Linked DNA regions of Homo sapiens: all the other regions are linked to region 3. The links are chromatin contacts, found by Hi-C or POLR2A ChIA-PET in ENCODE. All regions are on one chromosome and are shown on one strand. Each heading gives the region's core, a stretch centred on a gene start or an enhancer-like site at or near the end of the contact. The rest is flanking DNA. Distances are from core to core; before and after follow the strand shown. Region 1 holds the start of NTN5 (netrin 5). Region 2 holds the start of ZNF114-AS1 (ZNF114 antisense RNA 1). Region 3 overlaps LMTK3 (lemur tyrosine kinase 3).

The links. Hi-C counts contacts between places; a loop is a spot of excess contacts on that map. ChIA-PET counts read pairs that join two places held with the same protein, here RNA polymerase II (POLR2A). Pooled maps may share reads with other maps.
Region 1: a pooled map shows a loop between it and region 3 (2.5-fold over the local background). The contact joins the promoter of NTN5 here to the enhancer-like site in region 3. A Hi-C loop is called at or near these places in 1 of 168 maps with a recorded cell type or tissue (naive thymus-derived CD4-positive, alpha-beta T cell) and 7 of 50 pooled maps. POLR2A ChIA-PET finds 5 or more read pairs at or near these places in 1 of 52 experiments (PC-9).
Region 2: a loop to region 3 is called in a map of PC-9, with 11 times the contacts of the local background. The contact joins the promoter of ZNF114-AS1 here to the enhancer-like site in region 3. A Hi-C loop is called at or near these places in 4 of 168 maps with a recorded cell type or tissue (PC-9, Right ventricle myocardium inferior, heart right ventricle and 1 more), 7 of 37 single-sample maps with no recorded cell type and 10 of 50 pooled maps. POLR2A ChIA-PET finds 5 or more read pairs at or near these places in 8 of 52 experiments (AG04450, BJ, H1 and 4 more).

The regions. Positions count from the first base shown.
Region 1 is chr19:48,671,563-48,675,202 of GRCh38, forward strand. It overlaps NTN5 (netrin 5), which reads right to left and starts at 1,455. Exons shown (of 7, transcript NM_145807.4): 1 at 1,370-1,455. LOC105372431 (a long non-coding RNA gene) reads right to left here. Exons shown (of 3, transcript XR_936016.3): 3 at 1,584-2,225. It also overlaps the pseudogene SEC1P. RefSeq lists an enhancer at 3,012-3,640.
Region 2 is chr19:48,270,239-48,273,909 of GRCh38, forward strand. ZNF114-AS1 (ZNF114 antisense RNA 1) reads right to left here and starts at 1,594. Exons shown (of 3, transcript XR_936008.4): 1 at 1,378-1,594. ZNF114 (zinc finger protein 114) reads left to right here. Exons shown (of 6, transcript NM_153608.4): 2 at 1,007-1,211; 3 at 1,489-1,590. RefSeq lists enhancers at 1,084-1,590, 1,591-2,096.
Region 3 is chr19:48,490,773-48,494,559 of GRCh38, forward strand. It overlaps LMTK3 (lemur tyrosine kinase 3), which reads right to left. Exons shown (of 15, transcript NM_001388485.1): 12 at 2,922-3,337; 13 at 632-767; 14 at 336-473. Among named protein-coding and RNA genes, the nearest start is that of LMTK3, 19 kb to the right of the region's middle. RefSeq lists silencers at 283-462, 2,182-2,391, 2,391-2,582, 2,412-2,891, 3,082-3,131 and 1 more and an enhancer at 3,144-3,644. Within about 2 kb of position 2,184, at least 26 of the 41 ENCODE cell types and tissues checked have a DNase peak (open chromatin) inside an H3K27ac peak, as active enhancers do; they include PC-9 and heart right ventricle, where a contact is called at or near this core.

The DNA of each region.
Region 1 (3,640 bases), core at 205-2,704, 180 kb after region 3:
ACTGAGGCTCGGACTGCCTGGGGGCTGGGATAGGTGGGCAGGTGGGCTCAGAGACACCCAGCCTGGCAGGCCCTGGGGAGGGGAGGGAAGGGGACAGGCTAGGGGTGTCTGGCGGGGGATCAGAAGTGAGAGACCGAGGCCCAGGCCTGCAGGGATCAGAGCCATTGCCTTTCCCACATGGGGCCCTAACCTTGTTCTCCACACCCTGGGCACGGAAGGGGATTATCACCAAACAACCCAGCCTCCCTGCCACCCGCCCACCCACCCCCAGCGCCCCACCCTTAACCCTTTCCCACCCGAGTGCAAAGCCCAGAGAGCTGAGCTGAGGAAAGGGATGCTGGGAGCTGGAACCTGGGTGGCTCTGGGGCTTGGGAGCGGGACAGTGGGATCCCCATGGGGTCAGGGGAAGCAGACACCTGGGTTCCCTTCAGAACTCAGGGTGTGGGGACCGGAAGTTAGCGTTCTGGGACTTTCTGCTCACCTCAACCCTGCCCTCTATTCTGGGCCTCAGGGCCTGGAGACCAGAGTCCCCACATTCTCCACCCATCCAGAGTTCCCCAGAGCAGATGGGGGAACAGATGTTGGGGGCGGTGGGTAATGAGGAGGAGAGAGGCAGGAAGGCAGGAGCTGGGACAGGGTGGGGTGCCAGATGCCAGGGCGCCCGTGGGGGCAGAAGCCCAGACCCTAGGAATGGCAGGAGCTGGGAAGGACTGGACTCTGAAATGCCCCCACTTTCCCCTTCCAGGGCCAGCAGCCTCTGGTGAGGAGCTCACTGTGGACTGGGGGCCTCGGAGCCTTTCCAGGCCCTTGGCTCTGAATCTGCGCCCAGGAATGTCCCTGGGCTGGGCATCTCTGGGGCACCCTGGCGGTTGAGGTGGGCCACACCTGCCCCAGCCTGGCCTCACTGCCCATGTCCCCACTGCTGTTGGCCACATGCAGACGCTGCCTCCCCTGGCCCAGATGACAGGCCTCGCCCTCCGCCCTCCCAAGGAGCCTGGCGCCATTTTGCACCCACTCAGGTGGCAGCCGCCTGCCTGGCCCTCAGCAGCATCCTGTTAAGGGCCAGTCCCCCATGTCCCCTTTCTCTCTGGATAGTTGCTGGATAGTTCAGGGGGTGGCACCCTCTGGCCCTTAGCACCTTGAGGAACCAGGCTGTGAGTTCCCTAGTGTTCCTGGGGGATCCAGAAACCAGTCGTGGCCCACAGAGAGCCCATACCCCTCTTTAAGAAAGAGTCCAGCCATGCTCCCAGCAGACTCATAGGAGGCCTGCCTGGGCGGCCTGGGGTCCATCTGGGACCCAGGCTTCCTTTCCCTGGCTCTTGGCATGCACCCCCCAACCCGAGCCCTGAGGCCCCGACATTGGCCAAACCTGCACTCAAGAAGAGAGCGTCCTGCAGCCAGTTCCCCGCAGGCTCTTCCTCCAAGCTGTGGCGCGGTGGGCTCTCAGGAGGGAGTGGCGTGGCTGTTCTCAGGCCCCAGGCTAGTGGGGTTTCTGGGCTGGGCGGGGGCTCAGAGCAGAGCCCGCAGAATCTAACACCGCCACCCCCCTCCCACCCCAATCCCTCACCAACCGCAGCCACGCTATCCCCACAGGGACCCCTGCCAGCCAGGCCACCCGCAACGGTGTGGGACGTGAGTGCCGTTGCCCCCGGCGGTCCAGCAGCAGGACAGCCCCGAGCAGCCTGGCCTAGGAGGCTCACCGCAGGTAGGACGGGAGGCTGTCAGTCGGGGGTCCCGCTCCATCCCACTCCACCCCTGCCCACTGGCTCAGCCCCGCCTTGTGGTGGCCGCCATCGCGATCGGGCAGGGGCTGACCTTTGGGAGACAATCGCTGTTGGAAACTTTGCTCAGCCCCTGCCTCTGGCTGCGTGACCCCAAGCCAGCCCCTCCTCCTCCTCTCTGGAACCTTTTGTCAGCTGTGGGTTCACCGAGCCTTAAGGTCAGTAAAATCTGTGCTCTTGGAAGGTTCAGACCAGCCCCTGGAATTCAAAAGACCTCAGTCGCTTTCTAAGATGGTGGGGAAGGCGACAAATGAGCTGAGAACACCTGGGCCCCAGTGTTTCTCATGCGGCAGAGGGAGAAGGCGGGGACCCCCGGGGTGCGGGGGACCAAGCTCAAAAGCACCTCCCCAGTGCCGCTGGTGTCCTGCGAGTCCTCAGTGCTTTCATCGTGACATTTTCATGCGAATGTTGCTGTCTGTTCTATTCCATCTCCGAATGGGTTGACTAGAAAAATAATGTTTTCTGTCACTTCCCGCTGAGAAAAGCAAGGGCCTCATGGAGTTGGGGCGCGGCACCTGCTGCCCTGGGTGGCCCCAGCGTTTATCGTGGTGTAGCGTGGGCCCAATCCTGACAGGCTTGGGACCCACTGCCCCAGGCCCGCCCCCAGGGGGTGCGAGGGCACAGCAAAGGCGACCCTCGACTCTGGACCCTTAGGTACCACGTTGGAGGGGGCCAGATTTGGCAGGAGCAGGACAGGGACATCGGATTTGAAAGAAGGGAGTCACTCCGAAAGCTGGGAGGTGCATCAGCTGCAGGAGGATGGAATGGGGCTGAGACGCCCCCCATCAGAGGGGGCATGTCAGAGCTGGGGGCCCAGGCTGTGTGAGTCAGAGTGGAACTTCGGGATTCAGGCGCAGGTCCCTCCGCTGACCCTGCCTGAGCTCCCCCTGTATGGGACTTTGCCGGGGGTTCGCGCTGGGAACACAGACCCCTGCCCCATCAGGCTCAGTGTCCAGAGAGGGAGGGGGAGACCCCAGCAGCGCAGGTCCTTCTGTGCTCTAGGTTGTTGGAAGGTGCCAAGTGCCTTGGAGCAAAGCAAGTGGGGGGGGCGGCCACGGGGGCCCGGGGATTGCAGATGTAAGTGGGGTGATGCGGAGGGGCATTTGTGCTGAGCCCACCGCCAGCACAGAACCCAGCTTTGCTGCCACACAAAACTGAGGAAGAAGGCTTAGGTCTCGCTGCGTCTTCCTCCCCACCTGGGCGAAGTCTCAAGCTCCGGCTCCTGGAGGGAAGCTTTTGTTCCTTGCAGCTTGAGCTGCCTGAGTTGATGGGCGCCCCTGCGGGTGCCCGGGGGCAGGCGGGGAAGAACAGACGGAGCTGCCACAGCCGAGCACATAGTGCCCCAAGCTGGGAAGGAGACTGTTTTTTTTGTTGGGGAGAGTTCTTTAAGGGCTGGAGACCTTCACCCTCACAGCTTCTACAGAAGGCCAGGCCTGCCCAAGGCACATCTCTGAGGTGGGTTCAACCCAGAGAGAACCTCAGTGCTGGGCTCACACAGACCTCTAACCCCTGCCTTGGTGGCCCAGATATAACGGAGTCTCCACGAGGCAGGGCAGGTCACCCGCAGGAGTTACTGGGCATTGTGTGGCTGGGTAGGGCCTGCCCTCCCGGACATGTTCAAAAAGGCCAGGATGGTAACCCCAGCCATACTGCCTGGGTTCAAATCCACCTCTGTCCTAGCTGTGTGACCGAGAACAAGCTTCTTAACCTCTCTGTGCCTTCATTTCCTCATCTGTTAAATGAGGAAGAAAGAATGGACCTTCCTCATGGTGGGCGGAGGGGGTCATGAGGACTGAATGAGCTGACATGCCCACGGGTTCTTATCTGAGCTCTCTGGGAAAGTCGTGTTCCGGAACCTT
Region 2 (3,671 bases), core at 344-2,843, 220 kb before region 3:
AAAAAAAAAAATTAAAATTAGCCAGGCATGCCTTGTACGTGCCTGTGGTCCCAGCTACTTGGGAGACTGAAGTGGTAGGATCGCTTGAGGCTGCAGTGAGCCAAGATTGCGCCACTGCACTCCAGCCTGAAGGACAGAGCAAGAACTTGTCTCAGAAAAAAAAAAAGAAAAAAAGAATAAGAAAAGGAAAAAAATAAAAAAGGAAGGAAGGGAGGGAGGGAGGGGCAGAGAGGGAGAGAGGAAGGGGGGAAGGAAGGAAAGAAAGAAAGAAAGAGAAAGGGAGGGAGAGAGAGAAAGGAAAGAAGGGAGGGAGGGAAGAAAGAGAAAGAAAAAAGAAAGAAGAAAGAAAGAAAGAGAAGAAAGAAGGGAGGGAGGAAGGGAGGGAGGGAGAAAAGGAGGAAGGGAGAGAGAGAAAGAAAAAGAAGAAAGAAAGAGAAAAAAGGAAGGAAGGAGGGAGGGAGAGGAAAAGAAAGAAAGAGAAGAAAGAAAGAGAAAAAAGGGAAAGAAAGAAAAGAGAAAAAAGAGAAAGAAAGAAAGAAAGAAAGAAAAGAAAAGAAGGGCCGGGCGCGGTGGCTCACGCCTGTAATCTCAGCACTTTGGGAGGCCGAGGCGGGCGGATCACGAGGTCAGGAGATCGCTGAAACCCTGTCTTTACTAAAAATACAAAAACTTAGCCAGGGTGGTGGCGGGCGCCTGTAGTCCCAGCTACTCGGAGGCTGAGGCGAGAGAATGGCATGAACCCGGGAGGCGGAGGTTGCAGTGAACCGAGATCGCGCCACTGCACTCCAGCCTGGGCGACAGAGCGAGACTCCGTCTCAAAAAAAAAAAAGAAAGAAAGAAAAGAAAGGAAGGAAGGAAGAAAAAAATCATTTCAAGGGTAGGCGACGGGAGCCTTGCGGTTTAGCCGCTAGTCAACGGATGGGGGGGAGTGGTAGCAAAAACATAAAAATGGGGACAAGAGAGAAACTGGAGACTCCCCAACCTGTCTGTTTCCGCCCTTTTACAGTACTGAGGGGAAAAAAAAGCCTTCTTTCCTTGGGAAATGCAGGAAGCCAGCAAGCGGCCGGAGTCTCCGGAGCCCGCAAGGAGGCGCGTTGGCTGCGCAGAGAGCGCGCTTCCCAGCTGGAGAGCCTAGGAACGGTGGCGCGGGCGGAGGCGACAGCGAGGACCCAAGGCTGGGGTTTCCTGCTTGGATCAGGAGTGCCTGGGGAGTAAGTTCTACAGGAAATGTCAATCTACTGGTCGTGGGGGTCAGACTCTGGGGTCGGGTCGATCGGGTCCCGGGGGCGGGGGGTGGGACGGGGGTGGGCAGGCAGGAGTGCGGGCGCTGGGATCCCCTGCCTGCTCGGCTCCCCTCTCCTCCCCCTGGTCCCTTACACCGTCCATTTTGAGGAAGGGGTCAAGAAGCGAGTACAAAATGTCTGGGCAGGACGAATCTCTGTAGTCGGTCCTTCCTGGCGGCCTCGTTAGGTTGATTTATTTCAACAGTTTGATCCCCATCCTGGTGCAGCTCCGAGACGCTCCTGGGCTGCGCGCGCTTTTGGGCTGCGCCACCGACAGAGACATCTGGAAGCCGGAGCTAGTGGAAGAGTAAGTGTGCCTGAGTGTCCGTACTAAGGGCGGGACCGGGCCGGGGCCCAGGGACTTGAGAGTTGCTGTCTGCAAAAGCCTCATTGTCTCTACCCTTCCGGGAGGAAAGGGGAAGGCACGAATGACCCACGTGTTCAGACCCCGAGCGCGCCCTTCACCTTGGCCCAGGGAGAAGGGCGCTTCCCCCATACCGTGCTGCAGCGTTGCGAAAGCGCCTGTCCCCGGGCTTGGGCAGCAGAGATGCCCGCATGCAGCGGTTGCAGGGGTTGTGTTCTTTGCATCCATGAAAGTATTGGAGCTGGCCGGGCGCGGTGGCTCACGCCTGTAATCCCAGCATTTTCGAAGGCCGAGGTGGGCGGATCACCTGAGGTCAGGAGTTCGAGACCAGCCTGGCCAACATGGTGAAACCCCCATCTCCACTAAAAATACCAAAATTAGCTGGCCGTGGTGGCATGCGCCTGTAATCCCAGCTACTCAGGAGGCTGAGGCAGTAGAATCGCTTGAACCCGGGAGGTGGAGGTTGCAGTGAGCCGAAATCGAGCCATTGCACTCCAGCCTGGGCGACAGAGGGAGACTCTGTCTCAAAAAAAAAAATAAATAATAATAATAATAATAATTAGCCGGGCATGGTGGCGGGCGCCTGTGATCCTAGCTACACGGGAGGCTGAGGCAGGAGAATCGCTTGAACCTGGGAGGTGGAGATTGCAGTGAGCCGAGCGCCTGTAATCCTAGCTACTTGGGAGGCTGAGGCAGGAGAATCGCTTCTACCTGGGAGGTGAAGGTTGCAGTGAGCCGAGATCGTGCCACTGCACTCTAGCCTGGGCGACAGAGCAAGACTCTCTCTCAAAAAAAAAAAAAAAAAAAAAAAAAGTATTGGATTGGAGCCTGTTGTGATGAGGGTGAACTGAAAAGTCCTGGGCAGGGCCAGACGTGCAGGATGCACTGGTTTCTTACGAGAAAGAGCTTTTTTTTTTTTTTTTTTTTTGAGAGGGAGTCTCGCTCTGTCACCCAGGCTGGAGCGCTGTGGCGCGATCTCTGCTCACTGCAAGCTCCGCCTCCCGGGTTCACGCCATTCTCCTGCCTCAGCCTCTCAAGTAGCTGGGACTACAGGCGCCCGCCACCGCGCCCGGCTAATTTTTTGTATTTTTAGTAGAGACGGGGTTTCACCGCGTTAGCCAGGATGGTCTCGAGCTCCTGACCTCGTGATCTGCCCGCCTCGGCCTCCCAAAGGGCTGGGATTACAGGCGTGAGCCACAGCGCCTGGCCAGATAAAGAGCTTTGAGGGTTTGAGTTCCGTGTGCTGAACATGGTCTTTTATGGGAACTGAGACCTCAGCAGAGGAAATATATAAAAAGGACAAGCTGCAAGGAGAGTGGTGTGAAGGTGTCAGGATCAAACCCCACGGTCGGAACAAGATGCATTTTTATCACTAATCCGCTCCGGTGAGGTCTGATTTACTGGAACTCAGGGCAAAGGTGGGAATGTGTTTCATCAGCCAGGTATATCTTCGTCATGGACAATCAGGCAAAAGCCAACCTCAGCCTGCTCACCTGAGCTGACTCACAATGATGCGTTGTTTTTCTTTTTCTTTTCTTTTCTGTTTTTTTTTTTTTTAAACTACTGTCCTGAGCTGATGTGTCTGAGGTTACTAGGGTCAGAACCGGCGCTCCAATTGTATTGGGGAAAGGACGGAATTCAGGGAAACTTAAATTGAAATAGGCGGTTTTATCTTCTTAGGTAGGCTTACAGCTGAGATGCGTGTAATGGGGTTATCATCAGGTGTGGCTGTTTCCTTGGGAACTATAAGGTCAAGATAGACGTGGAATGTTGTGTCTCAAAAACTCTTATTTACAGCTCAGCCCCTGAGTTGCACAGGCTTGCTTCTGTGTCAAAGTGACTTGGATCCCCCAGGCAACAGTGGGGCTTTTCTTTTTTTTTTTTTTTTTTGAGACGGAGTCTCGCTCTGTCGCCCAGGCTGGAGTGCAGTGGCGTTATCTCGGCTCACTGCAAGCTCCTCCTCCCGGGTTCTCGCCATTCTCCTGCCTCAGGCTCCCGAGTAGCTGGGACTACAGGCGCCCGCC
Region 3 (3,787 bases), core at 934-3,433:
TGGGATCAGGATCCGGCAAGTGCCAGGCCGGAGTCTGAGCCCAGAGATGGGACAAAGATGGGCAAGAGTCGGGGGTGGGGGTAATCCCCACAGAAGGTAAAACTGAGGCTCGGGGGTTGGGGACGGCCGGCCTGCCTGCCTACGACCGTCTGATGGACGTCGCCTGGTCTGAGCTGGTTCCAGAGCTGGGTGGGGTGTCTGTTGACTGAGAGGGGAGAGAGAAGAGACTGGGAAGAGAGAGGCAGGGACATTGAAAGATGGTCACAAGAAGTTGGCAGTGGAACATAGGGGGACAGAGATGGGCAGAGGAGGGGGCAGGGCCGAGGATATGGTACCTGCGGGCCGGGCGTCGGGGGCCCGGGCGGGTGGCCCCGGGGTCTCCAGCGCAGGCGAGACGGAGAAGCGGGAGAAGCACAGCGGGGGGCCTGGAGGGGGGAGGAGGGGGAAATCCTCCGCCCACTCGAAACTGCCTCCTGCGGCAGAAGGAAAGACCGCGGTCAGGCTGCAGACACCTGCGGCACTCCCGCCCTCTGGTCCCGCCCCTCCCGACCAAGCCCCTCCCACCCCATAGACCCCGCCCCGTCCGCCCCATGGCTCCCGCCCCCTCCCGCCCCATAGGGCCCGTCCTCACCAAAGCCGCTGTCGTTGCTGGGAAACCCATCTCCGGGGGTGGCGGGGTGGGGAGGTGTCGGGGGCGCTGGAGGCGTTGACGGGTCCGTGTCCCCCTCGGGGGGGGCCTGGACGCTCAGCTCGTTGGTTGGCGTCTCCTGTGAAGGCAGATTAGGGGGAAGCCAGAGGGGACAAACCTTCACGTCCCATTTACCGCATCCCCCAAAAGCAACAAAACCGGCTAATATTTCTGGGGCTCTAGGAATCCCAATTTGTAATCACTGACTCGCACGCTCTGGAGAGGTGGCTGGAGCCCCTAATCTGGCTTCGAAGCCTTGGGCCAGCCTTAACCTCAACCTGGCCAGAGGCTCCTTTCCTGACAGCGGAGCCCCGCGCACAGCTAAGTAGCCCAACGCAGGGATTCTCTCCTGGCTCATTAACGTGAGGCCTCCACCGGATCCCCTAACCCAAAGCGATCTCCATAAGCCCCACCCCGTCCACGTCAGTCCCACCCACCTCTGAGATCTTGACCTGCTCCAGTGGCCCTCCCAACCCCTGCCCCATCCTGAGCGCATGCCGTGCTGGATGCTGTGACCCTGCCCCTGAGCCCTCCCTCAGAAGTAGACCTGCTCCCGCCCTCCAAGTCCCACCCCTCTGAAAACATTTCAGTGGCCCAGGCCCCAGTTCTTGGCCTTGTTTCCATTCCTTTCATAATCTCAGCCCAGTATGCCCGCCCCAGGTTCATCTAGACAAGGTCCCAGTTCCTCAGCACCACTCGCCCTCCCTTTTTCTCTTCAACACCATATCCTGTGTTTTTCTTTTTGTTTTAGACAGAGTCTCACTGTCGCCCAGGCTGGAGAGCAGTGTTGTGATCATGGCTCAATGCAGCCTCAACCTCCTGGGCTCAAGCGATCCTCCCACCTGAGCCTCCTAAGTAGCTGGGACTACAGATGCGCACCACCACACCAAGATAATTTTTTTCTTTTTAAGAGACGAGGTCTCGCCATTTTGGCTAGGCTGGTCTCGAACTCTTGACCTCAAGTGATCCTCCCGCCTCGGCCTCCCAAAGTGCTGGGATTACAGGCGTGAGCCACCCGGGACAGGCCTAACTCTTAACACATTCCTCAACCCATCTCTCTAAAGACCCGTCCCAGTCGTTAGGTTCGCTCATCCCTGACCTCACCCCAGAATACGTTAAGACTGCCTGCTCCATCTCTGAAGCCCACCTGCAGCCTAGCCATGGCCCTTCCCTAGTGGGTAAGATCTGCTCCAACCCGAACCAGCCTACAGACACTAGAACTCTAGTCAACAAACCATGCCCAAACTCTCACTAGGCCCCTTCACCATCCAGGCCTCTTCTCAACACTTCCTCCCTAGCCTCTCCAGGATCCCATACTTGACTACCCAGTACCCCCTCTTTCCTTCCAGACCCACACTCTCTCTCCAGACCTCTCCTCGCCCTCTAGACCACGCCCCCGTCACAAGCCCTGCCCTCACCCTAGGTCCCGCCCCAGCTCTAGGCTCGGCCCATACTCCTGGCCCTGCCCCATTGCCAGGCCCTGCCCTCACACTCAAAGCCTCCTCCCATCTTCCTAGTCCCGCCCCATTTCCCTGACCAGTCTCTCCCCAGACCCCGCCTTCACCCCTCAGGCCCTTCCCGCGCCCTGCTCCATCCGCCCCGCCCTAGGCTCCGCCCCCATTCCAGCCTTGGATTTTCTCCAGGCCTCCTCTTGCCGCGCCACAGACTTGGCCTCCCTCAGGCCCGGATCCAGACTCTGTCCCGATCCTAGGCGCGGTCTCCTTCCAGGCCCCGCCCCCGCTCTAGGCTCAGCCTGCCTTCAAACCCTGCTGTAGACCCCGCCCCACCCTAAGCTCAGCCTTCGTCTAGGCCCCGCCCCAGGCCCTGCACCTCTAGGCTCGACCTCCCTCCAGGCCCCGCCCTGGGCTCCGCCCCCCAGCCCGCCCTCTCCCTGGGCCCCGCCCCACTCTAGCTCGGCCCCGCCCCAGGCCCCGCCCCACTCTAGATTGGGGCTCCCCTTAGGTCCCACCCCAATTCAGCTTGCCCTCCCTCCAGGCCCCGCATCACTCCAGCTCGGCCTCCCTTCAGGCCACGCCCCACTCTAACTCGGCCTCCCTCCAGGCCCCGCCCCACCCTAGCTCGGCCTCCCTTCAGGCCCCGCCCCACTCCAGCTCCGCCTCCCTCCAGGCCCCGCCCAACTCTAAGCTCGGCCTCCCGCCAGGCCCTTCCCGGCTCTAGGCTCCTGCTCCCTCCAGGCCGCGACCCCGAAACCGCGCCCTCTCGGGTTCCGCACCTGGTCGAAGAGGTAGACGGTCACGTCCCCGTGGAAGGAGACCATCTTGCGCTTCCTCTCCAGCTCGCTGTCCTCTGGCTCGTCGGCCCCGCGCGGAGACTTGAGCAGCCCCCGCAGCGGGCGGGCCGCGTCCGCGTCGGCGCTGCTCACCACGACGGGCACCGGGGCTGCTCGCGCCCTCCCGGGGCCCCGCGGCCCCGCCGCCGCGCCCGGCGCCGCCGCCTCCTCGTCCTCCTCCTCGTCCTCGTCCTCGTCCTCCCCGTCCTCCTCCGCCGGCCCCGGCGCTCCCGCCCCGCCGGCCTCCCCGCCAGCCGCCCCGGCGTCCGCGCCCTCCCACGGGGGCCGCCGCGGGCCCGGCCCCGGGAATGGCGTGAGCGTGAGCGGCGGCAGCGCCAGCGAGAGCCGGGAGAGCCTGGCTGCGAGGGGAGAGACCTGGTGAGCCCCTGTCCCGGTGAAACTGAGGCAGGCCCTCCCACCTAGCTGTGTGGCCTCAGATAAGACCCCCGCACAATCTGGGCCTCAGCACCCACTTTGTGAACGGAAGGGCTGCACCAGGGCTTCTCCAGGCAGGGTGGGAAAGGTCCTCTCCAGTGCTCAACCTCCCCAGAGCTCCCCAGTGCCAACGGCTTTAAGCCGCAACTTCCCACAGCCCACCAGGCCCTCATGCCCTGGCCTACCTGATTTCTCTGGCCTCTGTCCCCACCTCCTCTGGCCTGACCTCCATCTAGCCACATGGGCCACCCCACCATTCCTCCCACCGAATAGCTGGGACTACAGGCGCACGTGCCACCATGCCCGGCTAATTTTTTGTATTTTTAGTAGAGACGGGGTTTCACCATGCTGGCCAGGCTGGTCTTGAACTCCTG